Linked DNA regions of Homo sapiens: regions 1, 2, 4 and 5 are each linked to region 3. The links are chromatin contacts, found by Hi-C or POLR2A ChIA-PET in ENCODE. All regions are on one chromosome and are shown on one strand. The core of a region is the stretch at or near the end of the contact, and the rest is flanking DNA. Distances in the headings are between cores, read along the strand shown.

The links. Hi-C counts contacts between places; a loop is a spot of excess contacts on that map. ChIA-PET counts read pairs that join two places held with the same protein, here RNA polymerase II (POLR2A). Pooled maps may share reads with other maps.
Region 1: a loop to region 3 is called in a pooled map, with 5 times the contacts of the local background. The contact joins two enhancer-like sites. A Hi-C loop is called at or near these places in 2 of 37 single-sample maps with no recorded cell type and 8 of 50 pooled maps.
Region 2: a pooled map shows a loop between it and region 3 (6-fold over the local background). The contact joins the promoter of ARHGAP25 here to the enhancer-like site in region 3. A Hi-C loop is called at or near these places in 3 of 37 single-sample maps with no recorded cell type and 10 of 50 pooled maps. POLR2A ChIA-PET finds 5 or more read pairs at or near these places in 1 of 52 experiments (OCI-LY7).
Region 4: a map with no recorded cell type shows a loop between it and region 3 (5-fold over the local background). The contact joins two enhancer-like sites. A Hi-C loop is called at or near these places in 2 of 37 single-sample maps with no recorded cell type and 2 of 50 pooled maps. POLR2A ChIA-PET finds 5 or more read pairs at or near these places in 1 of 52 experiments (GM12878).
Region 5: a loop to region 3 is called in a pooled map, with 8 times the contacts of the local background. The contact joins two enhancer-like sites. A Hi-C loop is called at or near these places in 7 of 37 single-sample maps with no recorded cell type and 11 of 50 pooled maps.

The regions. Positions count from the first base shown.
Region 1 is chr2:68,763,571-68,768,921 of GRCh38, reverse strand. All of the region lies in intron 1 of ARHGAP25 (Rho GTPase activating protein 25), which reads right to left. Among named protein-coding and RNA genes, the nearest start is that of ARHGAP25, 31 kb to the right of the region's middle. Within about 2 kb of position 2,486, at least 17 of the 41 ENCODE cell types and tissues checked have a DNase peak (open chromatin) inside an H3K27ac peak, as active enhancers do.
Region 2 is chr2:68,731,569-68,736,923 of GRCh38, reverse strand. ARHGAP25 (Rho GTPase activating protein 25) reads right to left here and starts at 2,113. Exons shown (of 11, transcript NM_001007231.3): 1 at 1,664-2,113. The coding sequence starts at 1,724.
Region 3 is chr2:68,384,061-68,389,560 of GRCh38, reverse strand. It overlaps PLEK (pleckstrin), which reads right to left. Exons shown (of 9, transcript NM_002664.3): 5 at 2,875-3,059; 6 at 1,070-1,174. Among named protein-coding and RNA genes, the nearest start is that of PLEK, 22 kb to the right of the region's middle. RefSeq lists enhancers at 366-415, 1,666-2,085, 2,106-2,285. Within about 2 kb of position 1,865, at least 7 of the 41 ENCODE cell types and tissues checked have a DNase peak (open chromatin) inside an H3K27ac peak, as active enhancers do; they include GM12878 and OCI-LY7, where a contact is called at or near this core.
Region 4 is chr2:68,119,981-68,125,832 of GRCh38, reverse strand. It overlaps the pseudogene PPIAP64. Among named protein-coding and RNA genes, the nearest start is that of DNAAF10, 35 kb to the left of the region's middle. RefSeq lists enhancers at 3,102-3,396, 4,245-4,324, 4,335-4,504, 4,735-4,894. Within about 2 kb of position 4,517, at least 4 of the 41 ENCODE cell types and tissues checked have a DNase peak (open chromatin) inside an H3K27ac peak, as active enhancers do; they include GM12878, where a contact is called at or near this core.
Region 5 is chr2:68,714,158-68,719,409 of GRCh38, reverse strand. It overlaps a transcript of ARHGAP25 not described here. Among named protein-coding and RNA genes, the nearest start is that of ARHGAP25, 18 kb to the left of the region's middle. RefSeq lists enhancers at 3,831-3,910, 4,179-4,473. Within about 2 kb of position 2,612, at least 14 of the 41 ENCODE cell types and tissues checked have a DNase peak (open chromatin) inside an H3K27ac peak, as active enhancers do.

The DNA.
Region 1 (5,351 bases), core at 1,237-3,736, 380 kb before region 3:
GATCAGCCAGACACAGCCCTGATGGATCTGGGAGACCCATTCATGGAAGCAAGAAAGGAAATCAGAGAACAAGGCCAGTTTGAACAGGCAGGTGAGTCCAGTTCTGGACATGATAAAGTGTGAGGGTGGACTGAGAGCTTCAAGCTTCCCGAGAGTTTTGCTTTTGATAAGTAAGGCTTATGAATTAAGAAAGAGACTAGGGGGAGAAAAGAGGTGCAAGTGAAAGCCAGAAGATTTGAGTGACGTGAAAATCTCAGACCAGAAAAGTTATTTGCATAGACGTTCAGGAACCAAAGAAAAGATGGCATAGAGGAAACCAGCACAGAGGGAAGCATTTCTAACTTGAGGCTGTGGGGATAAACTGAGATGCAAGACAGAAAAGGGTGCTGTTTTCCTTGGGATTTTTAGTAAAGCTCCACACTTCCTAGAAAAGCATCTGGCAATTGAAGCATCTTGATAAATATTTGCTGAGTTAATAAAATAAATGTTTTAGAACGAAATGTGAGCCACCATGCAGGCATTTTGTATTTGCGAGAAATATTGGCCAATTTACCTATTGGCGGGATTTCTGGATATGTTCACTGCATCCACTTGAGCAGAGTGGACGATGGAAGATATAATCCCTGATCTAACAATAATGAATATCAAGTTACTTATGTATTGAGTACTTACCACGAGCCAGCCACAGTGCAAGCACTTTATAGAGCTGTGTCATTTAATGCTCATGCTCTTTATGTAAGTACCATACTGTCACCCTCATTTTTCAGACCAGGAACCAAAGCTCACAGAGGTGAAATGATCTGCTCCAGTTAACAACTAGAAATCTGATTTCAAAGCCCAATATCCATACCTAAGCCACAGCCCAGAAAGGAGCATGTATTCTTGTGGTGAAGAGAGGCATCCACATTGGAGATGGAATCCATGTCTAGTAATTCACAGGGTTAAAGAATCCAGAGTGAAGTGGACAGGAGAGACCATGCCACCTTTCACTGAGCTGGGAACAAAGCCACTACTCCTAACCTATCATGTGAAGCAGCTGCCTCAGCCCCACCCATTTTGCCTCTAGATTGTGCACAAACAATTTTGTGCTATTTCCGCCAGTGTATGCTCTGCAAGGCTCAGCAGGCCTCGAAAACACAGTGACAGAGAAATGGTACTGAAACCTCAAGCCCACCACTGAGGCTGTGCTGATACCCCAACAAGAAAACGGACATATTAGGTAATCCTGCCACGTCTTACCAGCTGCTACCCAAGCTCATGTGGAGAGACCTAGGGATTCTGAGCAAGGTCCCACGTGGCCGAGGCATGGGAGGGAGAGAGAGTGAGCTAAGCTACCGTGGGCCGGCAGTCAGGCCCACACCACAGCTGAGGAAGGAGCCGACTGGGGAGCTCTCTGAAACAGCAGACCTGGCATTGCTACCACCTGAAAATGATAAACAGATTCATACGTCCCTGCCCACACCCCGCACACATACACACACGCAACGCCCCTGCCACATTCACACATACATACATGCAGACCCCCCACCTATCCTGTTATCAGACTGCGGGATGATGGCCCTCAGTTTCCACCCAGAAGGAAATTAGGACATGTGACTTCAGAAACTTCAGGCTCGCTTTCTGTATCCCTTTTCTGTCTTCAAAGCAAACGCCACCCCCCCATTGAAAAGCACCCATCATTCTTTTGAGTTTCGTTTTTAACTTTAGTATGAAAAGCACTGCCCCTTCAAAAGGCATCTTTACTGTGAGACTGATGACAGCAAAGGAGCCTTCTCTCTGTACCCTGAAATTAAACCACACGGGTCTTCCCAGGGCACTCACCCTTGAGACAAATTTGTATAACCGAATTCATAGAAATATCTAAAAGTTGTTCCCTAAATGCCTGCCTCAATACTCCGGAATTGGGCAGATTTCATTTTCCCATGTTCTATGGATTCTAGAAATGCCCTTTATTGTTTGACAAGTGACTATGTCAACCTAAAGGAAAAGAATCTGCTTTGGAAAGGGGCTTGGCACCAATAACTATGTGTTCTGCAGGAAGAGGTAAAAAATGCTGTCTTGGTAGCAATATGAGACAGAGGGAGAGAAATTATCTGTGTGTGTGAGAGAGAGAAAAAGAGAGAGGGAGAGAGAATGACAGAGAGTGAGAACAAGAGAGAGGGAGAGAGAATGACAGAGAGTGAGAACAAGAGAGAGAGAGAGAGAGAAGGGGAGAGAGAGAGGAGTACTGGCTTTCTGTTACTTCTTTCTTATCAGCAGCTCTGGAAACCTGAGCCAGCAACAAATATTGCAAGGTTTTTTTGCACGCCAGCAAATTTGTTTCACCTAGGGTGCCTCTCCAGGGCCACCCCTCCAGTGTTCATGTTTTGTGGCTTTCGTGTTTCTTAGGAATTTAGAGTGCAGTTGCCTCTTGTGGGTCTGTGTGTCTCCATCAGTTGCAACACCTTACCCAGCCCTCTCCGCCTGTCTCTGCATAACAGGAAGCCACGTGTAATAACAAGAAGCTTGCGGAAGAACACTGCCCCAGAGCTGCCTCTTCCTCAGCACAAGGCAAAGTGGAGATTTGGCAATCAGAGGGCAAATTTTCTCTGTAGAAAATTCTTTGACAATGTAGCTGGTTAACTGCATATGCAAGCTACCTGCTTTCCCAGGCGTTAGTGTAAGGAAGAACAATTCTCATCAGGTAGGACTGCAGGATAATTAGTGCAGTAAGCTCTGCCCAACACCCTAGTGGTGTGTTACATTAGGAAGAGCAATCGAAGTACTGACCCCTCCATTGCCAAAGCTAGTCATTTATTTTAGGTAAGAGGTTTTGGTTCACTAGTCACTAGCATTCATAAATAAATAAGTGCATTAGGATGCTTGAAATATTTGTATTGCATAAGCATGGATGAATTATATGGCCTGAGTAATTCACAGGAAGGACCCTTCCAGGGCAATGCTCAAGTACTGGCAACTACCATCAAGCACTGGCCCTTGAGGAGGCTACAAGCCATTACAGCCTAACAGACGTCACTCCAGTCAGTTTCTGGGGCCTCTACAGGTCTTAGGGAACAGTGATTTTAAACTTTAACACTACTGAGAGTTAAAGTGACCAATGAATAATGCTAGCAGTGGGGTGGGCCCAGGAAACGAGTCATAATATGTTTCTCCTATTCTACAACCTGATAAAAAGATTTCATTAAAAACTGAGACAATTTGATCATGGATAAAGGATAGATGATACCAATGAATTATTGATTAGTTTTGTTAGGCGTGATCAGGACAATGTGGCTAGAAAATAAAATTTCCATATTTTTAAGGATGCATACTTAAGCATGGGGAAAATGTGTCTGGGATTTGTTTTAAAATATCTTAGCATAAAAGGGAATAAAAGAAAAAGAAAGGGATAGATAAAACAATGTGACGAAATATTCTGTTGAACTTCAGTAGTGGGTCTACATGGGGGTTCATTATATTTTCTCTGTTGTGTTTGGAATGTTGATATAATAAATGATCTTTTTAAATATTTTATTAGGCTTAAAAATAAATTCAATAGGCTTGTTGGGTTTTTTTTTTTTTACATGTCAACTATTGCTCTAAACTTCAACTTGTCTATTTTCCAAGGTCTGCATTTCAGACCTGTTACTCCTCAGAGCACAGCGGAATGACACTACACAGATGTTATACCACTTACGTACACATTCCCTCCCAGACAGATCCGCCTCCATATCCCTGCACTGTCACTTTATCAGCTGATGAATGGGAAGAACTGAGGGACTTACTGAGGCTGCCAGTATGGATAGTATTTCCTGTAAAGTCAGCTTTTACCCCAACACTTACTGGCAGAGAGAGAGAAAGGGCAGCAGAAACCGGAGGGAGCCCAAGGGTGGTCTGTGAGGGAACTCAGGAAGGAATGACCACCTAGAATTCTAGGTGACCTCATGGCAAGAGCTTCCATTTCCAAATTTCCATTAAAATGACAAAGGGACTAGCTCAATAATAACAAGGGGAGATCTAAAATGAAAGTAAAAGTAAAGAAGGATTCTATCTGCATGCCATTTGGGGGGAAGACGGATTTCTGCAAGATGTAGGATAGGCAAGGCTAAACTGAAGAAAGCTGTTGGTCTCACAACTCAATGCATATGGAACAGCCTGCCCCAGAGGGAGCGGAAAGGGCCCAAGAAAATCCTGCACTAACAACACCTAGAGAGGAACAGCAGCAGCATGGAGGCAGGGAACAGATGGAGACCTGAGAGCTCCTTCCAAGTGCGCACAGAGGTCTGGCTGGGGCATGTTATTTCCAGTTTACCCTGGGTGCCCAAAGTCAGGCCAGACAAAAAGTAACAGCTCTGTCCTGCTGGCTCCTCAACCAGGTCACGATACCAGTGAGAACAGAGGGTGCCTGTCCACCTAACCTGGAGCTACACAAGAAGAAAAACAAGAAGAAAATGAACTTTCCTTCAACAGAGAGGGTAGCTACCCTCCCTTAACCCCTTAACTGGATGCGTCTTAAAAAGTTACACATAAGCTTGCCATAGCACCCAGCAATTCCACTCCTGGGAATCTATTCAGGGGATGTGAAGGCACACGTCCATAACAGTTTTTGAATGTGAATGTTTCTAGCAGTATTATAGATGATGGTCAAAACTGAAAACAATCCAGAAGCCACAAACAGGTTACTGGATAAACAAAATGTGGGAAAGCCAAACAGCGCAATACTACTTGGCAACACCAAGGAGCAAAGGACTGATTCATGCCACACAAAGAACCTCAAAAACATTCAGCTAAGTGAAAGAACCTGAATGCAAAAGACAACAAATTATATGAGTCTGTGCATAAGAAATATCCAGAAAAGGCAATTCTGTAGAGACAGTGGTTGCCAGGACTGAGGGTGAGAGCAGGGATTGATTGCAAAACGGCTGGAGAGAACTTTTTGGGGTAATAAAAATGTCCTAAAACTGGACTATGGTAATCATCACACAACCCTATAAATTTACTAAAAATCATTGAATTGTATACTTACAATGAAGGAATTTTATGGCATATAAATTATACCTCAGTAAAGTTTTTAAAAGAAAGATTAGAAACTAAATAATATATATAACTGCCATACACACAAAAAACCCACCATGGAAACAGTGAAGAGTAGAACAGTTTCTGCAGAAAAAATGAGAATAATTTTCTACACTTTTTATGTGGTGAAACATGCCAGAAACTCTGCAGAGTTAGAGATTTTTGACTGTTTTGTCACTCAAATGTCTGGAATATTCCAGGAATGCAAGAATACTTCAATATTTAAAAAACTAGTAAATGGTTTAGCCCATCAATAATTTAAAAAGTCTTATGTTTTCAAAGATTATGAACTTGCT
Region 2 (5,355 bases), core at 864-3,363, 350 kb before region 3:
TCTGCTGGGGCTAGTGAACATAGACCACAGTACCTACAGCAGGAATTCTTCCTCAGGTGAGGATGAAAGTGGGGGGTGCTTGTCAAAATGCAGGATCCTGGGCCTTCCTCCAGAGATTCTGATTTTGTAAGGATGGTGCCCAGAAATCTGCATTTTTAGCCAGCACTTGATGTGAGTCTGATATAGGTTATCTATGGGACCATGCTTTAAGAAACATTGGTAAAAATCATGAAATTCACTCAATCAAATCCCAGACCTGAGTATATGCAGTCTTGAGCTCTAGTGTGGTAATTTCCTATATCTGTGAAAAAAATCATTTAACTATTAATTGTCTCAACTTTCTTGTTTTTTAAACCAAAGGAGAGTAAGACCCTAATAACCTGTGTTCAAACATAGGTGGAGAGAAGGCAGAATGACCTTATTTATGTAGAAGCAGGACACTTTCAAAGGAACAGAACCATATAATTTGTATGACATAGATTGAGCATTAGCCAAGTACATTTGTATCAATGATAGTTAGGAGGAAAATCTCTTGCTTTTGTAAGAGGTATGAACATTACCTTTTCTCTGAACTGACCTCAGCATACAATCATTCACAGCTTGATTAGGGAACGCTAATCTCCCCTAGTTATCAAGATAAATGGCTTCTCTGATTACTCTGTTTTCTTTCAAACCCTTTCTCAGACCTACATCATTAATGCTCCGCTTGTGACTTTTCAATGGAGCACTTATTTTAGTAGCACACTTAACCCCATTAGAGGTTCAAATCTAAACCTTTTTCCAAGCAAAATTCCTCCAAGCTGTTAGAAACACCTTAATACTTATCTATATCTAATATCAAGGAAGTTATCTCATGTATGGGTGAGATACATAAATGTAGGCAATAGTTTTCAGCCCGATTGCTCTGATGTGAATTACTGTGACCAATTTAGCAATAGAAGAAATCTATGTAAAGAACTTCATAACGAATATATAGATTAAACTTAATGTATCACTATCATCATTAGAAGGACAGGGTATGGATTAAAGGCCAGACTATCTCAGAAAATATGCCAGTCTCCCTTAAAATAATAAAAAATACATCTCTTTTCCAACTCATCTAAGAATTCCCTCCCATTCTGTTCCTTTAATTATATTTTTATTAAGTAAGGTCTTTATTATACTTTAGTACGTTTTTATGTTCCTGTCTTGTTTTTGTTGTCTACCTTTTGCTACTACCTTTTAATACACCTTGACTCCTGGGCTCACAAAACAGAACACCCATTGAATTTACTTACAGATTGAGCACTTCAAAAGACTCTAGTCTTTGTGCTCCTGTTCAGAACCATTCAAAATATGGATGAGTTTCCAAACAGGAAGGAAATGGAATATGCTAAAAACTCACAGTTTTGTGTGTAGTCTGTAGCCTTAAATCATCCGAAGTACCCCAGATCCTGCACACCAAGGAGTGCCATCCCACTGTTTTGTCCAAATGAAAGAGAACCCCCTCCCAGCATTTTAGAACTTGGACCTGGCATGCCAACTTAAATGCAAATGGTCCCTCAAACTCAGATTTGCTGCGAGATCCATTTTTAAGTAGACTATGCTCCCTGCAGACCAACATGCAAATGGTGCTCGAGTATACGTAAGAATCACAGAGGCAACGAAAAGACACCAACCATACCTATTTTCGCAGCCTCCACTTTCAGGTTGAAATCCCAGTTCCTTGGCAATTTTAGGGACATTTTGCTTCCAGTTTAAGTGAGTAGTTAGTGAAGCGGTGAGTCTGTCACAGTTTGCGCCCTTCTTGTCTTTTCACTCTTTCCCTCTGTTTTTGTGTCTGTTTTTGTTCCTCCTTATGATTGCTTCACAAGCAATCTTAGGCTTGAGGCTGATTTGCCAACGTGTCTCCTCCTTTCTCTTAGATGAAAGGTCCATCCATCTGTCACTGGAGGATGGCACCCAAACTCCCCCAGCCTCCACCCTCAGTCCCACAGGGGCTAGCACCCTGCTTTTCTTGCTTTCAGTTTTACCAGAAATATCCCAGTTGACACTTCCCTCTGCGTCATGGGAAGCAAAGCTCCTTTTCGAAAGAATCTCAGGCCTTACTGAGTTGAGGTCGTGATAAACAACTGCTGCCTCTTGGTTTTGTGTGTGTGTGTGTGTGTTTCTTTTTTAACTGTCTGCTTCCTTGCATTTGAGGAAGTGGGTGGCTGTTCAGTGAAGATGATACATTATGAGCACTCTTTCTTGAGAAAATGGTTTTTGGAAATGCTTGAAAAACCAGAATGGTTGCTTCTGTTATAAAAGATTACAGTTTTAATTAGAAGAAAATGTCGAAACTCCCATCATCTACTTCAACTCTAAGCTCTCCTCTTCCTCACCTAACGGATCAAGCATCCAAAAATGGTCAGAAAAACAACAAGCATTCCCCCAAAGTTATCTTCTTTTAAATTCTTCCTGCTGTAAGGACCATGTCGCAAGCTCTCCAGGTGCTCAGGATAAAGTTTGCAAGTGATCTCAGCCTGATGTAGGGAGGGTTTTGATGTATTTGGCTTAATGAAGCAACTTAAGCTAGGTCGACCCACTCACATATCCTAAGGGTTCTTTGGCATTGTACACAGGGTGTGGGCTTTAGAATCAGGGTGTGTGGGCTGTATACATGGTGTGGGCTTCCATTTGCTAGCTCTTCAACTTTTGAACAAGCAACTGAATCTTTCCAGACCTTAATGTCCTCATCAGTAAAATGGGGTTGATAATAACCACAACTCAAAGGGTTTTTGCAGAGGAATCTAGTGCAGAGCTTGACACAGAGTGGTTGCACCACACACATTAATTCAACCTTTATTCTATTCTATTTAGTTCAGTTCTGTGACAAGCTTTCATGTTTAACTGGGTCAGCCTAACCTAGTGCTTAAGCATTTGGGCCCTGGAAACAGATCACTGGTAGTCAAATCCTGGCTTTCCTGCTGTGGGACTATGGACAAGTTTCTTGACCACTTTGTGCTTCAATTCTTATCTGTAGATGGGGCAAATAATAGGGCTTACTTCATAGGCTGTTGTGAGGCTTTAGTAGAAAAGCCAGTACAAAGTGCTCAGAACAGTCACTGCTAGCCAGCATCTAAGCTGCACGCCTTGCTCCATTCATTCTCCAACTCTCCTAGATGACTCTGTCATACTTTCTTCTTCACCTGCCACTTGCTTACTCTTACTGACGACCTGGGTTCCCGTTTCATTGAGAAAATCAATGTAACTGAAAGAGAATGTCCACAAGCTTCCCTCACTCTATCTGCTCACCTACCTGCATGCAAGCTGTATCCCTGACCTTATTCTTGGTACAATGGGTGAACTGGCTGTTAACACTCTCCCATCCCTATTGCATCATCAATTTCTTCTCTCTCTTTGATCCTTCCTGTCAGCGTTCAAACTTACTATTTTTTATCCCATAAAAAATCTCTCTGGATGCCACCACCCCCTTGGGCTAGAGTCCCATTTCTCTCCTTCATTTCTGAACCAAGCTTTAGTAAGAATTGTCTAACTTGCAAATATCTCTCCTCTTATTCTCTCCCGAATCCCTTGGTTGATGTTTTTGCCCCTATGACTCCACAAAATATATTCTCATCAAGGATACCTACGACTTCCCTGTCACTAAACTCACAGGTCAGGGCTTCATCTTCATCTCACGGGCCCATCAGCAGTGTCGGACACATTTGATAGCTCTCTCCAACTCTGAGCCCTCTGTCCATGGGGCTCCCACGGCCCATGGTTGGCCTGGCTGTCTGCCTGCCTTTCTGGCTTTTCCGTGTCTGTTTTCTTGCTGATTCCTTCTCATCTCTCTGACCTCTAAATATTGAAGGAAACCAAGACTCGACTGGACTCTTTTTCCATCCACACTCACACCTTGGTGAGCTCATCTGTCTCAAGGCTTTAAATGTCACATATTTGCAGATGATTCCAATGTGTATTTCCAGCCCAGACCCCCTGAACTCCAAATCACATGGATCTCTGCTTAGATCTATAGTAGCCATCTCAAACTAAATGTATCCAAACTGTATATCCAGAGAACGAGGCTGAAGGAACAGTGGTGACCTGGTGTATACTCCTGTCTTCAGGAATGAAAGGAGCACAAGAGAGAAGAACCTTGCAAGCGCATTTAACGCCTCTGCGCACACCCTGTCTGCTCACATTCCATTGGCCAACACAGGTCACATGGCCAAGCTCAAAGTCAGTGAGGCCGGAAGTACACCCAGTCCTCAGCAGCAGTGGGGAGGGAGAAGGGCCGGAGGGGTGGAAGAAGGGCCGGAGTGTTTGCTGATCAAGACTCCAATCCACCACACTCACCCAGTCTACCCAGCTACCCTCCAGCCTCCCCAGGGAGCTGGATTCCGCTGAACTTGACTCAGCTACTTGGAGACATTGCACTACTGCCTGCCTGACCCAAACACCACTGCTCTTTTTCGTATCCCAACTTAATTAAGCGGGTGTGAGAGAGGTAGCTGTCTGGCCCGGCCCAGCAGCATCTCCACGGGGGAATTCGACACCATCTAAAATTTCAGTCCTGGGACCTTTAAACTGAGGAATGTTGAAAATATTTTGAAGGTGTCATTAAGAAACACGCAGGGAACTTCCTTTACTTTTCAGGGTAGGTTCCTGTCAGTCTTGGAAAAACTCGTGACCCATGGGGGAAGTTAGTTGTGCAGATGCGGAAAGGCAATCAGATGGAAAGCACACTCCCCACAAGGGCCCAACACAGCAGCCTTCCCCCACCACAGAGCTCTCTCTCGGTCAGTCAACTGGGTACTGCGCTCCCTCTCTCTGATCTTCATAAAATGAAGAGCCAAATGCCTTGCCTGGTCCCAAAGTTTGAATTAGCATCTGCAGTAGCGCAAGCAAACATTGTTCCATCTGTTGGCTTGTTGAATGATAAGCGGATTTATTAAGGACCAAATTTTTGCTGGACATTGGAAGAACGTTCGTGAACAAGCAGACGTGTTTTCTGCTTCCCCACCTCACCGCCCTGACACCGGCTGTTGTCTCTTACAGTCTGTTGGGGGAGAAGAACAATTAAGTGAACGATTAAATACAGTGTGAGAGAGCTATGTTGGGGAAAGTGTAGGGAGCTAGGGGGGGTGTATATGCGAGGGGCCTAACTGGACTTGGGGAGTGAAGGAAGGGTTCCTGGAAGAAGTGTCTTTTAAAGTAAGGCTTGACAAATGAGTTAGGGAGGCAAGGGGGTTGGAAAAAGGATTCCAGACAAAACCAACAATATGAATGAGGCACGGAGAGAAGAAAGTTCTTCAGGTCGCTCCTAAGAAGGATGAAAGGGGTGGGGCTGAGGAGAAACGAAGCTGGAGAGATAGTCAGGGCTGAGCAGGG
Region 3 (5,500 bases), core at 616-3,115:
CAGCTATCCCAGCCCAGAGTCCCTCTTTATAAATGTAAATATGGGCTCTTCTCTGGTTCTTCCCTCCTTGCCCATTCCATTAATCACTAAGATGGACATTCAGGGTCCTAACATGAAATAAATCAGATCCCCCAGTCCCGTGGAGCCTATAGACAGTACATGGAAATCTCCTGATGGCAACAGATTCTCTCCATTATATACTGAGCAGCACTTTTAAGGCAGCTCACAGTGCAGCCAGGAAGGCAAGACCTTGGTCCTGCAAAGCAGCCTTGGCCTCTAAGATGCCTTGTGCAAGTATCAACTAGCTTCCCCCTGAATATTCTCATGTCTTCCTGCGACTTCCTCCACCAGGTACTGGTCCTGGCTTCCTCAGTCATCTTGGCCCCTGTCCATCTCTTACCTCTTGGCATCATATGCCTTGGCACCTGGTAACCGACTAGAGCTCCTCAGCACTCTCCAGCCCTTGCCTCCAAGACTGATGGTGGCCTGTACCTGTGGACACCTGGACATCCCCCCAGGACTCTGTCCATGCCCTCAATCTGCATTTGACTTTTGCCTGCTGTTCCTGTGAACTGGCCTCTGCATGCCCAGGTTTTGGTCTTGTCATGCCCTAAGCACAGACTGGAATGACTCTTCTTTGCTCTCAGTGGTGTACTCTGTTCCTCTTCTGGGTGTAGCCTGTTCCTGTTTTCCTGGTTGCTTTGAAGGGAGGAGGGACAGGTAAAATGGAAGTACTTTTACCATGAGACAGCTTTGTCTTTTGGATGGCATCTCTTAGACAATTTATCTCCTCCGGCCATATTTTTCTTGAAACACCTTTTTTTTTCCTATGATATTGATAAAAGAGGCATTTTCCTACTTTTAGGGACATCTTCTGCCCTGTCAAACTCAATCTTCCTGATCTAAAGCCACTTTGATATCTAAAGAGCTACTCATCTATCTTTCACTTTGTGGGTTTCATTTTCTGCTTGACTATTAACCAAACAAACCAAAAGTCACTGGGTAACTTAGAAACAAAAAGGACCTTGTAAAGGGAAAAGGCTAGATGGGAGCAGTTGTGGCCACTCACCTGCTTCAGTAAACATCCCTGCTTGATAATGACCCCTCTGAATTCTTCTTTCAGAATCACATCATCATCACTGGAATTCTCTTCACAGAAGAACCCACTGTCTGGCTGTTGGAAAATCAAACAGCAAGCTAACATCACCAGTCTTAGGCACATTGCAACTTGTGCCATCTCCATTCCCCCTCCCCTCCAGCCATGAGGGCAGCCTCCTCCTTTTTCCTCCATTCCTGTGTACATCCCAATCTGAACTTCAAAGGTCCTTGATGAGCGAGTTTCTCCTCCTCCTTTTACTTGCTTCCGGGGCTGTTCCTTTCTTGTCTCCACTCAGGTGTGATCTTGTCAATATCCTTTTATTCTGGAGGGTCTCCCAAGCTGTATCCTAACTTTAGCTCCATCTTCCTAACCAGGCACATGTCTGCCTTCAAAGCCTTCCTTCTCTTGGGATATCATGGTCACATCCTTGAAAGCAGGGCAGGCTAATTTCTCATTGGCAATACTATCACCAGCTCAACATTTGCCACTGAGCCCCCTCTTGGAGAAAAGTGACAGCATGTGTCCAGCCTCTTCCCCTGAGGTTATGAGGGAAGTGGGACTTGCTCAGCAAAAGTAGATGATGAATCAGACCGAGGAAGAGGAGCCACTGTGATGGGTATTTTTAGAATCCTGCATTGAAATGGCTATAAACGACCAGATCAAAGGACTGAAGAAAAAAAAAAAACAGACTGTGGAACTTCCCCTAAAGTGAAATGAAACCCTCTAGGGTGTTCACTTCATGTTTATAAGAAGAATGGTTCTCTTAGGTAACTTCCTAAATTCTGTGCTCTGATCCAAGATAGAAACAAAACTGCCAAAATCCCCCAAGAAATCCACCATTGCTCACATGGCCTAAGAACAGGTTCACATTGTATAATATAGTGTTTCCCAATCGTGGGTAAGCATACTGTGGGAGGTACACAAGATGACTGCAGGAAGTGACATCTGTGGACACATTTTGTATTAAGAGTCATGTGTTTTAACATACATTTGGAATAATGCACTTAATACATCAAACCTGTGATTTATAGACTCCTGTCTGGAAAGGAAGCTGCAGTAGGGCAGGATTTTTGCCTGTCCCTCCAGTACGCTTGTCTACGTGGCTGTATCTTCTTGTCTTAGAGAATGCTTGCCATGGACTAGGGTCTAAGACAGTTTTATAAATGAATTATTGCTTAGAATAAGAATAGATAGTTGGGAGGCAGAGGCAGGTGGATCACTTGAGGTCAGGAGTTCGAGACCAGCCTGGCCAACATGGTGAAACGCTGTCTTTACTAAAAATACGAAAATTAGCTGAGTGTGGTGGCGCATGCCTGTAATCCTAGCTACTCGGGAAGCTGAGACAGGAAAATCGCTTGAACCCGGGAGGCGGAGGTTGCAGTGAGCCGAGATGACACCACTGCACTCCAGCCTGGGTGACAGAGCAAGACTACATCTAAATAAATAAAAAATAATAATAAGTAAATAGGAAACAATAAACTTTAAAATGTCCTTTAAAAATTTTTTTTCAAGTAAACAGTAGTATCCTTTTATAATAACAAATTCACTTGGACAGGGCGAGTGTTGTAGAGAGGGCAGCTGTTGAGTTGGGAAATGCTGGTATAACAGAAGCTCTAAATGGGCCTGGGAGCTTCAGGTATTCCCTTGTTCTTCCTGGCTGACCTCCCTACCCGCTGCCTAACAGCGCTCTATAGATGTCTATGAACTGAAATCAATCTAGAATCTGCTCAGGGCAGCCTCCCTTACAGGAAGAAGAGATGGGGAGCTTTTCTTACAAAGTAGTAGAAGGCATCAGGGTTGTCCAGGAAAGGGTTTTCAGCAGTTCCATCCACTGCACTCTTGGACATGTCTCCAGCAGGCTGCAGATACCCCTCATTGAGCAGCGATGAAGCAATCATGAGGCCTTCCTGGCGATTCCTAACAGACTGGTTGGATACCAGCCAATCAATGACGCAGTTACCTAGATGGGACCAGCACAGGGAAGGTTAACTCTCCTTACCGAAGAACAAGCCCCTGACAATCACCCCTGAACTGACTCCAGCTCACCCACAGGTCTGACTTGTCTCGTCTCCCCTGTTATTTCAAGAAAGAGAAAACAAAATAAGTGGGATAGATACCCACTAGAAACAAACAAACAAACAAAAAACTATGTAAAGGGTTTTTAAGAACATCTACATGCTGCTTAAGAAGAAACACATGACCAGGTATGGTGGCACACCTGTTGTCCCAGCTACTCTGGAAGCTGAGGCAGTAGGATAGTTGAGCCCAGGAGTTCAAGACCAGCCCAGGCAACATAACAAGACTCCATCTCAAAAAATATGTACCCTAAAACTTAAAGTATAATAAAAAATAAATAAATAAAAACAAAAATAAAATAAAAAAATAATAACTTTAAAAATAAAAAAATAAAGTCTTTGTCTTAAAAAAAAGCAACACATGCATCAAAGAAATAGGTTTTACTAACCCACTCACTTATCCCATTGATGAACAAACATTTACTGAGCACCTACTCGATGCTAGGTACTCTACTGGGTGTTGGAGAAATTCCCTCAAGGAGTGTAAAAGGGCATGATGGGTGTAATAAATAAGTCTTGTAACAAGTGCTCTGCTATAAGTCAGTTGCGAGACTACTGGGTCAAATCTGAAGGTGTGAAAGAGGTGAAGGAGGTGAGAGAAGAGGGCTGTGCATCACCATCAGGAAAAGATTCATAGAGGAAGTGACACTGGGCAGAGGCTTAAAATATGAGTAGGCGTTTGCCAAGCATATGAAGCAGGATGCAGAGGAACCAGCACAAGCTGAGGGGGCAGCAGTGTGAACAGATGCACTCAGGCATAAAGCAGCCCCATGGGGCAGGGGAGGAGTTGGTGGAAAGAAGGCAAAAGGAAATAAGAGGAGGAGGGAGGTGAAGGGTGGGTGGGGAGAGCTTTGATGGCACAGTAAGAAATTTGGCTAATGGGAAATCATTTTAAGTTTTTAAATAGGAAATAATGTGATGGATATATGTCCTAAATTAAAATTTGATGACATCACCTGCACTGATTGTCATGACTTTGCAGAGTCTAGCAGGGACCTTGAGAAGTCATTTAAGCAATCTTCTGGTCAAGAGATGATTGCAAAGAGAAGAAAATGAAATTGACCCATACATTGGATTATTAGCAGGTTACAATGAAGCTTTGTATTAAAAACAGCATGTTTGTTCTTACAACAAAAAAAGATAGATATTTGAGGTGATGGATACACTAGTTACCACGATTTGATCACTGCACAATGTATATGTGTATCAGAACATTAATTGTGCCCCATAAATACGTACTATTATGTGTCAATTAAAAAAGATAAAAATAAAAAGCAGTGTGTTCCTTACAAATGTAGCCAACAAGGGAGTCAACATGACAGCCTGCCTGTCCTGTCATCCGGGCAAAAGCAGTAGGGATGCCACCCTCAAAACAGGAGTGACAGCAGTTGGATAGCGAGCCTTCCATGAATTTCATGTATGAAAGGCTTTTGCTCACTTTTCTTTCTCTACAAAGATAAACTAAGTGACACTGCATTTCTTCTTTTTATCTTCATAGCAGCCTGTGAAAGAGGCAGGGTGGTAATTGCAGTCCTCATTTTAAGGATAAGAAAATTAAGGCTCAGGGAATCTGAGTGATCTTAGGCCAAAGTTACAACTGCTCTGGGCTGTCACTTTTAAGTGTTCTAACCCTTGCATCCACGCTCACTCAGTGAGGCATGCTGAAGCTTGAAAGACAAGTTTGGTCTAGTCTGCCTGTCATCGGACATTTAAGGTCTTCCATCATGTGTCAGTACTGCTGGGTCCCAGTCTCTGCTACAGCCTTCATCTCCCAGCCGAGGCCACCTGACTCCCCCATGAAGGCTCTACCCATAGAAATGTCCAAAACCCACCCTGGCCTTCAACAAGAAGGATTTAAGAAGTACTAGCCCACCTGTAATCTTAGGGATTACAGGCCACTTTGAGAGGCCAAGGCAGGCAGATCACCTGAGGTTGGAAGTTTGAGACCAGTCTGGCCAACATGGTGAAACCCCGAATCTACTAAAAATACAAAAATTAGCCAGGCATGGTGGTGCACATCTGTAATCCCAGCTCCTCAGGAGGCTGAGGCACGAGAATCACGCTTGAACCCGGGCGGCAGAGGTTGCAGTGAGCCTGAACAACAAAAGTGAAACTCCGTCTCAAATAAAAAGAAGAGGAAGAGGAAAAAGGAGAAAAGAAGAATAAGAACAAGAGGAAGAAGGAGGAGAAGGAGAAGGAGAAGGAGAAGGAGAAGGAGAAGGAGAAGGAGAACAAGAAGAAAAAAACCAGCCCAATAGTCTGGGACTCAGTAACACATTACAGTGGAAATCAGTCTGACCTGGATTGGGTGCCCAAGTCTACATTG
Region 4 (5,852 bases), core at 3,268-5,767, 270 kb after region 3:
CTACGAGCAAATGGGGTGGAGGGGTGCTCTCCTGAGCTACAGAAGGAATGGTCTGGTGGTTAAGACAAAACACAAGTCAAACTGATTAGAGTTGTCCACAGTCAGCGATGGTGATCTTGCTGGTCTTGCCATTCCTGGACCCAAAGTGCTCCATGGCCTCCACAATATTCATGCCTTCTTTCACCTTGCCATAGACTACATGGTTGCCATCCAACCACTCAGTCTTGGCAGTGCAGATGAAAAACTGGGAACCATCTGTGTTGGGTCCAGCGTTTGCTATGGACAAGATGCCAGGACCTTTATGCTTCAGGATGAAGTTCTCGTCATCAAATTTCTCCCCATAGATGGACCAGTGCCATTATGGCGTGTGAAGTCACCACCCTGACACATAAACCCTGGAATAATTGTGTGAAAGCAGGAACCCTTATACCCAAATCCTTTCTCTCCAGTGCTCAGAGCACAGAAGTTTTCTGCTGTCTTTGGAATCTTGTCTGCAAACAGCTTGATGGAGATGCGGCCCAAGGGCTCACTGTCGATGGCAATTTCTAAGAACACGGTGGAGTTGACCACGCTGGTAGTACAGGGCTTCCGGTGGCGTTGGCATCTGCTAGCTATGTTTTTTTAAAAGGCAGGTTGGTTATGCTTACCCAGGAAACCTCTATCTCCGAATGTCTGGCCACTCTCACTGTGTTGTGGAGCCCCACCTCCCTGCTTTGGATGAGACTAGACTGCCAGGCGCCATTCTCAGGGCCATACCCAGCAGTCCCAATAAAACGGGGCTTAATGCTGCTCTGAGAGCTTGGGGGCACTGGGCCCATGCTGCACTCAGACTTATCAGGACCTGCTAACAGAAGTCCTGTGCATTGTCCAACCAGCTGAGGACTCAGGGCTGCTAGGACAATGTCCTCTATTATTCCACCCTAAGTACCTGCATATTGCCTGGAGTGGTGAGAAATTCTTTACTCATCCATTTTCCCTACTGGGTCTAGGATGGACAAATGGCAGTATGAAAACTGTGAATCTTTGTTACTGTGTAGGGATCTAGAGGCTAAACCCTTGTCCTCAACCCCAGAACCAGAAAAATGGTTATTAATCAGGACAGCACAGTGAAAGCAGATGCAGATTATCCTCACAGTGCATGGCCATTAATGCAGTTGTCCATAGGTTTTGTATATTTTACATCAAACATCAAGCTTGAATGAAGGAACAGGATTTTGACTTTGTGTTTTTAACTTGAAGCATGAGATTCTAGGTAAAAGGGCTGTGACCAAGTACAGCTGCATTTATACAGTCATGGTGGAGGAATTTTATGAAGGATTCTTTAACAACTGAACTTTGCTTATGGTGTTCTGATCCAACTCTATCCCTAAGCCAACTTAAAACCAGATCACTCAGCAATACCCTTTATACAACACTTTTTTATTTTAATTGAGACTGAGTCTTGCTCTGTCACCCAGGAAGAGTGCAGTGGCGTGATCTTGGCTCACTGTAACCTCCGCCTCCTGGGTTCAAGCACTTCTCCCACCTCAGCCTCCCAAGTAGCTGGGATTACAGGCATGTGCCACCACGCGCAGTTAATTTTTTTTATTTTTAGTAGGGATGGGGTTTCGCCATGTTGGCCAGGCTGGTCTCAAACTCCTCACCTCAAGTGATCTGCCTGCCTCGGCCTCCCAAAGTGCTGGGATTATAGGCATGAGCCACTGCCCCTGGCCCCTTAATACAACATTTAATAAATGTTGGGCCAGGCGCAGTGGCTTACGCTTGTAATCCTAGCACTTTGGGAGGCCAGGAGTTCAAGACCAGCCTGGGCAACATAGTGAGACACTGTCTCTACAGAAAATTTTTTTTTTAAATTAGCTGGGTGTGGTAGCACAGCTTATAGTCCCAGCTGCTTGGGAGGCTGAGGCAGGAGGATCACTTGAGCCAAGGAGGTTGAAGCTGCAGTGAGTGGTGACTGTGTTACTGCACTCCAGCCTGGGGAAAATGAGAGACCCTGTCTCAAAAATAAATAAATAAATAAAAGCAAATGTTGGTGGGTGATTAAAATGATAAAATAATGATAAAACAAGTAATTAGGAAAAAAAAGTCCATCTTAACCTCTGGCCTGTTTTTTGAAGGCATTGTTGTTGATTAGGGTTAGGTTCAGCTGCGGGTAACTGAAAACCCAAAATAAAGATTACGCATTATCCAGTGTGCCTGTTCCAGTTGAACCATCACATCCACATTCCAGACATCAGAAAAGTAGGAAAAGTAAGAAAAAGAACATCTTGCACTTTGAAGAGCACTTTTGCTTGTATCCATTGGTGATGATTTGGTCCTGTGTCTCGGTCTCACCTATCACAGTGAGACCGAGAAGCATAAACCTGATTGTGTGCAGTGTTATACCCGGCTACCATTTGGGAGTTCTGGTCCTGAGGAAGTAGGGAAATGGATGTTGGGAGGTGTAACTGGATTCTGCCGCCCTGACAGAGCCGTCAAGCACGGCCTCCCTGGCTGCGTCCTCCCATGAGGTGAAAACTAGGGCGCTACCAATGCGTGCTTCCTTAGGCCAGATCTGGGTCTTGGCACCCAATACTCCCTTTTGGCAATTGTATCTTCTCCATCAGCTCTTGTAAACCAGACACCATGGAATCCCTTGGTTTTTTAAGTTACTTTTATTATCCTTTATGTGCACCAATGCAAGCCCAGCCCAGTACAAAAACAGGAAAGGAAAACTCCCCCTACACACTCAAATTGATCTTCATACTACATTTCTTTTCTTGGGAATTTGTTTGTACTTAATAATAACTTCTTTCGAATCCCAAATACCTTTTCCACTCAGGGGCAGTACAAAGTCACGCGCAGTAGAACATGAACGGCGCAGCTTACCTCATGCGTGTCCATAAACTCACCAAAGGAACTTGAAGGGAGAACAGTGTCTTTATGATCCGGCGTGTCTTGGTACCTGCTTAAAGTCACTTTTGCTTGTGATTTAGCTGGATACACTTTGCATATATACATGAAAAATAATTTTTTTTCTGGGAATGTCTAAGGACTATCCAACACACAAAATGATTTCATCCTTTTCTGAATGAGAACAGCCCGAAAGTTTCTGGCAAATACGCAGGGTTCGTGAGATATGAAATTCAATTATGTCGTGGTACATAAGGTCCGCCTCTTCACGACTTTCAGTGGATTTTCTTCCCCTGGGAAGGAGGCCCCTCAGCCGCACGTTCCGAATCCCAGGCCGTCCTTGTACCTGAAGACCCAGTGGTGCGCTGCCCCCTTGTGGGAGATGTGGGCATTGCAGACCTTTCAACACAAGGAAACGGAATTTGTCTTTCAAATGCAGCTGGAAAAATCTATCCTGTTTAATTCCCAGGAGGCACGCAAGCCAAACTGGACCTTGAGAAAGACATTATCTTACAGAAATGTCTTCCAAAAATGTGATTGTGTTTATGAAGAAAACCCACTTTGTATATAACAACACTGCATAGCATGCCTATGCTTCTTTTTACAGAATGGGTTTTTTAACCAAAAGTTGGATCATTAGCTTTATTATAGATTCAGTCTTACTGGTAGCATCACAAGGCTAACTTCCAAGAGAAAATATTTGGCTTTTTATAAAGTGAGGAATTATTTTGTAAAGTAAATAGTACATGCCTCTATCTCCTACCAACCGTTTATTCTGTAAATTCTGATTTTAACGAAGCATTTCTCAGAGTAAGGACTTCTTTATACCATCACTTAACTTCCTGCAGGAATTCTAGAATTTCTCTCCATCTTCTTTGCACCAGATCCAATGTTTTGTTTTGTTTTGTTTTGTTTGAGACAGAGTTTTGCTCTTGTTGCCCAGGCTGGAGTGCAATGGCACGATCTCAGCTCACTGCAACCTCCGCCTCCTGGGTTCAAGCGATTCTCCTGACTCAGCCTCCCAAGTAGCTGAGATTACAGGCGCCCACCACCACGCCCGGCTAATTTTTGTATTTTTAGTAGAGACGGGGTTTCTCCATGTTGATCAGGCTGGTCTCGAACTCCTGACCTCGAGTGATCCGCCTGCCTCGGCCTCCCAAAGTGCTGGGATTACAGGCATGAACCACCGTGCGCAGCCATATAGCCACTGTTTTTAAAAGCCATTTCTGCACTACCAAGTTAGTGAGTAGCAGCCCTCCACCTGCCCACCTTTGGCGTATGGACCATGCAGCTAAAAGAAGCAACACAAAATAAACTGTGGTCAAAAGAGACTCACAGTTCTCCCTCACACCGGAGGCTGAAGACACTCACACTTCCTCCTTTTAAGTCTTCAACTTTTCTTCTTTATGACACCCAAGGCTTTCATGGCCAGTCAGAACGTCAGTGCCAGAAGAGGCCTTTGAGACCTCTGCACTCAATTTCTGCATTTGAAGACAGACCCAGGCCCTCATCTCCTGACCCCTCATCCAGTGATATTCTCCTGCACCTCCCTGAGGAGTTGCTCAACACTCTGATCCCTCCGAGAAGCCTGGGGTACCTCTAAATTTAACATGCCAGAAACCGAGAACTCTATGCAAACAACACCACTGCTCAGAGGTGATAAGGGTAAGCAAATAAACCACCAGGGAGAAACAGAAGCAGAGTTTTGGCTCTCACCACCCTGTAGATAAACAAGTGTTTGATCTGGGCTGAGCACATCCCTCATCTGGTGAGAGATAACATTCACACTCAGAGGGAGTCTGTGCTTGCAGCCAACAGGTTTGGAACCCTATTGAGCGCTGACCTGGCCGCACACAGACTGAACTAGGGCTCAGGAATGATGGACCAGGGGAAATTTTGTTACCACCCAGGGGGAAAGAGAGGGTCTTCCTGCATTCCTAAGAGCTCACAGGCTAAAGGGCCCTAAGAAAGCAGACACAGAAGACACAGAAGCCTCAGCTAAGGGGGAGTCCTGACGGCCACAGTCCCCACTAATCCACTATGGGCCACTTAGGGCTTGTTGTGAATTTTCCAATCTGTTCCGTAAAGCTTCCTAGGAAGAATGTCAGAAGCCTTATTCTCTTGCTCTCGGTTGAGGCTATGGAAGCTAAAGAAAGCAGTATATGCCAGGCGAGGTGGCTCACACCTGTAATCCCATCACTTTGGGAGGCCAAGGCAGGTGGATCAATTGAGGCCAGAAGTTTGAGACCAGCCTGGCCAACATGGTGAAACCCCATCTCTATTAAAATACAAAAAATTAGCTGCATGTGGTGGCATGCACCTGTAGTCCCAGCTACTTAGGAGGCTGAGGCAGGAGAATCGCTTGAACCTGGGAGGCAGAGGTTGCAGTGAGCTGAGATCACGCCACTGCACTCCAGCCTGGGTGACAGAGTGAGACTCCATCTCCAAAAAAAAAAAAAAAGAAAGAAAGAAAGACAGTGAATGAGGAGTAAACTTGGAGGGAAACCAGTGGCCTGTCTCTAGAGTCTTGATCAGGATCACATTTATAAAGATGATAATGTTGACAATAATAATAATAGCTGCTAATATTTGTGGAGTGCTTACTATATTGTTTCTCTCATGTTGTATTTTTAAATCCCCACCACAAAACTCTGGGGTAAATACTATAGTTTGTTGTTGTTGTTGTTTTGAGATGGAGTCACTCTGTTGCCCAGGCTGGAGTGCACTGGCATGATCTCGGCTCACTGCAACCTCCACCACCCAGGTTCAAGCGATTCTCCTGCCTCAGCCTCCCGAGTAGCTGGGATTACAGGCGTGAGCCACCATGTCTGGCTAATTTTTGTACTTTTAGTAGACATGGGGTTTCACCATGTTGGCCAGGCTGGTCTTGAACTCCTAACCTCAGGTGATCCACATGCCTTGGCCTCCCAAAGTGCTGGGATTACAGGCGTGATAATAAA
Region 5 (5,252 bases), core at 1,363-3,862, 330 kb before region 3:
TGATACCAGCTGGGTGTCCTACAATTCAATTCGGTTCTGACACTATCTACCTGGAGTTAGCATCAGGTGCCACAGACGAAGGGCGCAGTCTTTCAAAACTGCCCCCACTTCAGACACCAGTCAAAAGTCCAGGGTTCTCACTTGTGCTTCTAACAGACTGGCCATAAACTGGGGCTCCCATGACCCTCTCCTTGGGGTTGATAATTTGCTAGAATAGTTTAAAAAACTCAGGGAGACACTTATTGTGTTTGCCATTTTCTTTTATAATAAAGGACATAAAGAGGTATATAGGATGAGGTCTGGAAGGGCTCTGAGTGCAGGAGCTTCTATTCCTGTGGAGCTGGGGTGCACCACACTTCTGGTACATGGATGTGTTTACCAACCCCAGAGCTCTCCAAAACCCATACTTGAGGGAAATTTTTTTTTCTTGGAGGCTTCATCATGTAGGCTTGATCTATTACTAACTCAATCTCTAGCTCTTCTGCCCTCCCCAGAGAATGAAGGTTGGGAATTAAAAGTGCTAAGCTTCTAATCATGGCCTTGTCTTTCTGATGACAAGCCCCTATCCTAAAGCTATCCAAGGCCTCATCAAGAGTTGTTTCATTTGAATAAAAGACACTCTTATCACCCAGAAAATACCAAGAAATTTAAGAGCTCTGTGTCAGGAACTGGACTCAAAGACCAAATGTTAGAACAAATGATGCTGCTAGTACCCGTACCACTTAGGGAATTAGAAAAGTTTAGGAGCTCTATGTCAGGAACCAGGGTCAGAGACAAATATCTCTATCTATGTATCTATCTAGGTATCTATGTACCTATCTATCTGTCTAGGTATCTATCTATTTATCTATCTATACATACACACACACACACACACACTTATATATTTCTTATTATTTCACAATATGGTAAAAGTACTTTGCAGATGCGATTAAGTCAAGGATATTGAGATGGGGATGCCATGCTGGATTATCCAAGTGTGCCCTTATAAGAAGGAGGTAAGAAGAGATTTGACTGTAGAAGTAGAAAGTGTGAGTACAAAACAAAGTTCAGAAAGATGGAAGAAAGGGGCCATCAGGCAATGCTGGAAGCCTCTAGAAGCTGGGAAAGGTGAGAAAATGATTCTCCCCTTAGATCCTCCAGAAAAAGAAAATGTGATGTGATGCTGCTGGTCTCTGGATCAGACTTTGAGTAGCCAGGCTCTAGAGGTCTACTTTGAGGGGACACATTTGATTGGCAAAGAAGATACTTTTTTTTTTTTTTAACAAATCTGCCCTTAACTAAGTTCCCAATTCTCTGTAACCCTTTATAACACTCTTTGATGAGTGCATAGTAGCTGCTGAGTGTTCACAGCTGGTAGTACACCATTTACTTCTACTCCCACCAAGTGAATTATCTGTTGCCCAGCTAATGCATTCCAAGATGATATAAACCGTACTTACTATTCTAATTATATGATAAAGTGGGTTACTTAAACCAATGAAATATGAGTGCAAAAGAAAAAACAGAGCTCTTTTTATGAATATTAAGTTAATGGCTTTGGAAAGGAAGAATAAATTTATATTGGCAAAAATATGTCAATTCACATGTGGGTAAGTGGAAGGGGGACTCATAAAAACCCCTACACTTGGAACACCTTAAAATATGTCTTAGTTTTCACTCCCACTTTAAAGAAACCAGAACTTTTCTGCCATTGCTTTATGGATAGTGTTTATACAAAGAAAAGCCATAGGAATATGCATCTGCTTTTTAAGTTGGAATGTGAAAGGCCGAGTGACTGCTGTCACTCAATAGCGGTGATGATAGGTTTGCTCACAGCTCAGACCTTTGGCTTCACATATGCAAGACTGCAGTTTTTACCTAACACCCTTGTCAAGCCTCAACTCCACAAACCTGTCAGAGGCTGTGATTAAGTTATCGTCTTTTGCAGAGGAAGTGTCTAAAGCTTAAAAAGAAAAGATTGAATTGACTCAGTTCTAGAGCCAGTAAAAGCCTCAACATCCTGACCCTGGGCCAGATCACAATGCTTCTCCCATACTGTGCCTTTTAACATAGAGGTCCCTGATTCACACAGCAATGAACCTAAGGTTTGATGTATTCAGTCATGTGCCACATAAAGACATTTCTGTTGATGACAGATCCCATATACAGTAGTGGTTTCATAAGATAATAATATTGTATTTTACTGTACCTTTTCTATGTTTAGATATGTTTAGATGCACAAATACTTACCACTGTGTTACAATTGCCTACAGTACAGTAACACGCTATACAGATTTGTAGTCTAGGAGCAATAGCCCGTACCATATGGCCTAGGTGTGTACCACCTAGTTTTGTGTAAGTATATTCTATGACATTTGCACAATGAAATCACCTGAAATCACCTAACAACCTATTTCTCAGAACATATCTTCATTGTTAAATGATGTGTGACTGTATTTAACTAAAACAGAAACATTAAGGAATACACATAAAACAAATACTGCGAAAAATATTGAATGTCACATTCTGACATTTAAAGAGAGATAGAATCTACATGAATCGTTCAACCAGGATCAAAGAGTAAAGAGAACGACCAGCTGTGGCAAAACCATGTCACAATGAAGGAAGTTTGGTTCAGAAAACTTATACAGTAGAATAAGGACGCCTATCTGAGATGACCCTAAGATCCCACGGTGGTTTCTCACCAGTGTAAGTGCTACCTCAAGATAACATCATGTGGTTGAAGGTTTGAATAAAACGATGTATATACATTCTCAATCTGCTTGTGCTGGACAACTGAAATTTCAGTTTCACAAACTTATGAAGGCAAAGGGACCCATGTTCTTCATCTTCTTAGAGAGAAAGATGTCCACCCAAGCTTCAGGGAAGGATAGATATAATCTAGGGCAAACTCAGGAGCTCTGAGAGCCCCTCCCCATCAAGTTGACTCACCACAGTGTCCCCATCTACCTTGAATGGTCTGCATTTTGGAAGAAGCCACAAAATGAAGAGTTAAGAATCATTTCCATAGCATTAGCGTATGTTCCAAGAGGGTTACATGGATGTCCCAGAGGGAATCTTGCTGGGCAGCTCTCCTCCTCCACTATTTCATCTTTCTTTCTTCTTTTGAAAAGGGAGAATGATAACCAAGTCTCAGTAAAAGCAAACAATGAAACAATCTGGGCCTTCCCATTCAAGTTGGCAAGCCAAACACTCCTTTATCTCTCTGCTTTCCCCAAATAGATGGCAGTAAGGAAGATAGGAAGAATGGCGGGCACAGGAAAGGATGGGCAGGCCAAGGATTTTCATTAACTTCTGGAAGCCTGTCAGTGGATGGAATTACACTCAGGAAGTAACATTAGCAGAGGGAACAACAGCTCAGAACATGGCCCAGAGAAGGATGAAAGAGGGCAGGGCGCCAGAAGGGCCCCGGACTCAGAAATGGCAGGTGTGAAAACGACTGAAAATACCTATGGAATAAAGAGTGAAGTAGATTCATTTCTCCTCCCAACCGCCCTCACCTGTTCATGTAATAGTGGCTTTTATGGCCCAGCCTACCCAGAGAGCTGTTCTTGGCAGCCACTTATCTATGTCTGGGAGGAGATACAGTTCCAGAATGGAACTGTGTTCGGGTGCCTCACTGCTAAACCAAACTCAACATGTTCTTAACTTTAAAAAATAATACATATCATACAAGAAGTCCACAGTAGGATGGCTCCCAGATGGTTACTCTTGGGGCTCTGGCATTCATTCCTCAGGCATCCAGGTTCTTCCCTCGGTTCACCTCCTCCACTCAGTGTGTCCACAAGATGGCAGTAGCAGCCCCATGCCTCTCACCTACACGGGAAAGCACCCGGTGCAATGCCTCTTACTCTTCCCAAGCATCTTTTTCAAGAGCACGACCGCCTCCCGGAAGCCCCTAAACAAGCCTCCCATTGCACTGCATTAGCCAGAGCAGGGTCACGTGCCCACCCCAAACCAATCACTGGAAGAAGAAATGAGTTTTGTCTCTTTGTTGTTGTTGGTGGTGGTGTTTGGTTGTTTGATTGGCTGTCTTAGAACGGGGCTTCTCAAACTTGAGCAGGCATCAGAATGGCCTGGAGAATTTGTTAAAATAGCACATGGGTTGCTGGGCGCCACCTCCAAAGGTTCTGATTCCATAAGTCTGGGGTAGGGCCCAAGAATTTGCATTTCTACCAACTTTTCAGGCAGTGCTGAGGATTCCAGTTCGAGAACCACTGGATTTGAGGAAGCAACCAACAGTGAAAAGTCCCATCCTCCCCAGGCACTTTAGGAGTGGTTCTAGCCTGACTTCCTGCTCACAAGGTTCAAGTTAAGCCTTCCAGCGCACAAGCCCCACCCTCATGCTCAGGGCTAGTCATGCCTCTCAGTCAGGGAAGTCATGATTCTAACCACCAGAAGAGCTAAAAGCAGAAATGTCCAAAAGTGGCAACCTCAGGGGAGTGCTGGGAGAGAAGGGGAGGAAGGGAAGTGAGACATTTTATTATTGTCATATGCCCATCTGAACCCATTGTATTTTTCTTTCCTTCCGTATTTTAATAAAAAATACTTTTTAGTGCACATTTTTTTTCTACTAAGGAATATTTTCAACTTTTTGCCCTTCTCCAACCAGGCATTTCTGTGTATCAGGATGAAGGCTGTGCCTGCTCCTGAATGACTACTGGGTAAATAACGAAATTAAGGCAGAAATAAATAAGGTATTTGAAACCAAAGAGAACAAAGACACAACATACCAGAATCTCTGGGACACGGATAAAGTAGTGTTTAGAGGGAAATGTATAGCACTAAATGCCCAAAGGAGAAAGCAGGAAAGATCTAAAATTGGCACCCTAAACATCACAATTAAAAGAACTAGAGAAGCAAGAGCAAACGCATTCAAAAGCTAGCAGAAGACAAGAAATAACTAAGATCAGAGCAGAAGAAAGAGATAGATACAGGAGAAACCCTTCAACAAATCAGTGAATCCAGGAGCTGGTTTTTTGAAAAGATTAACAAAATACATAGACCACTAACCAGACTAATAAAGAAGAAAAGAGAGAAAAATCAAATAGATGCAATAAAAAATGAAAAAGGGGATATCACCACTGATCCCACAGAAATACAAACTACCATCAGAGAATACTATAAACACCTCTATGCAAATAAACTAGAAAATCTAGAAGAAATGGATAAATTCCTGGACACATACACCCTCCCAAGACTAAACCAGGAAGAAGTCAAATCCCTGAATAGAACAATAAGTTCTGAAA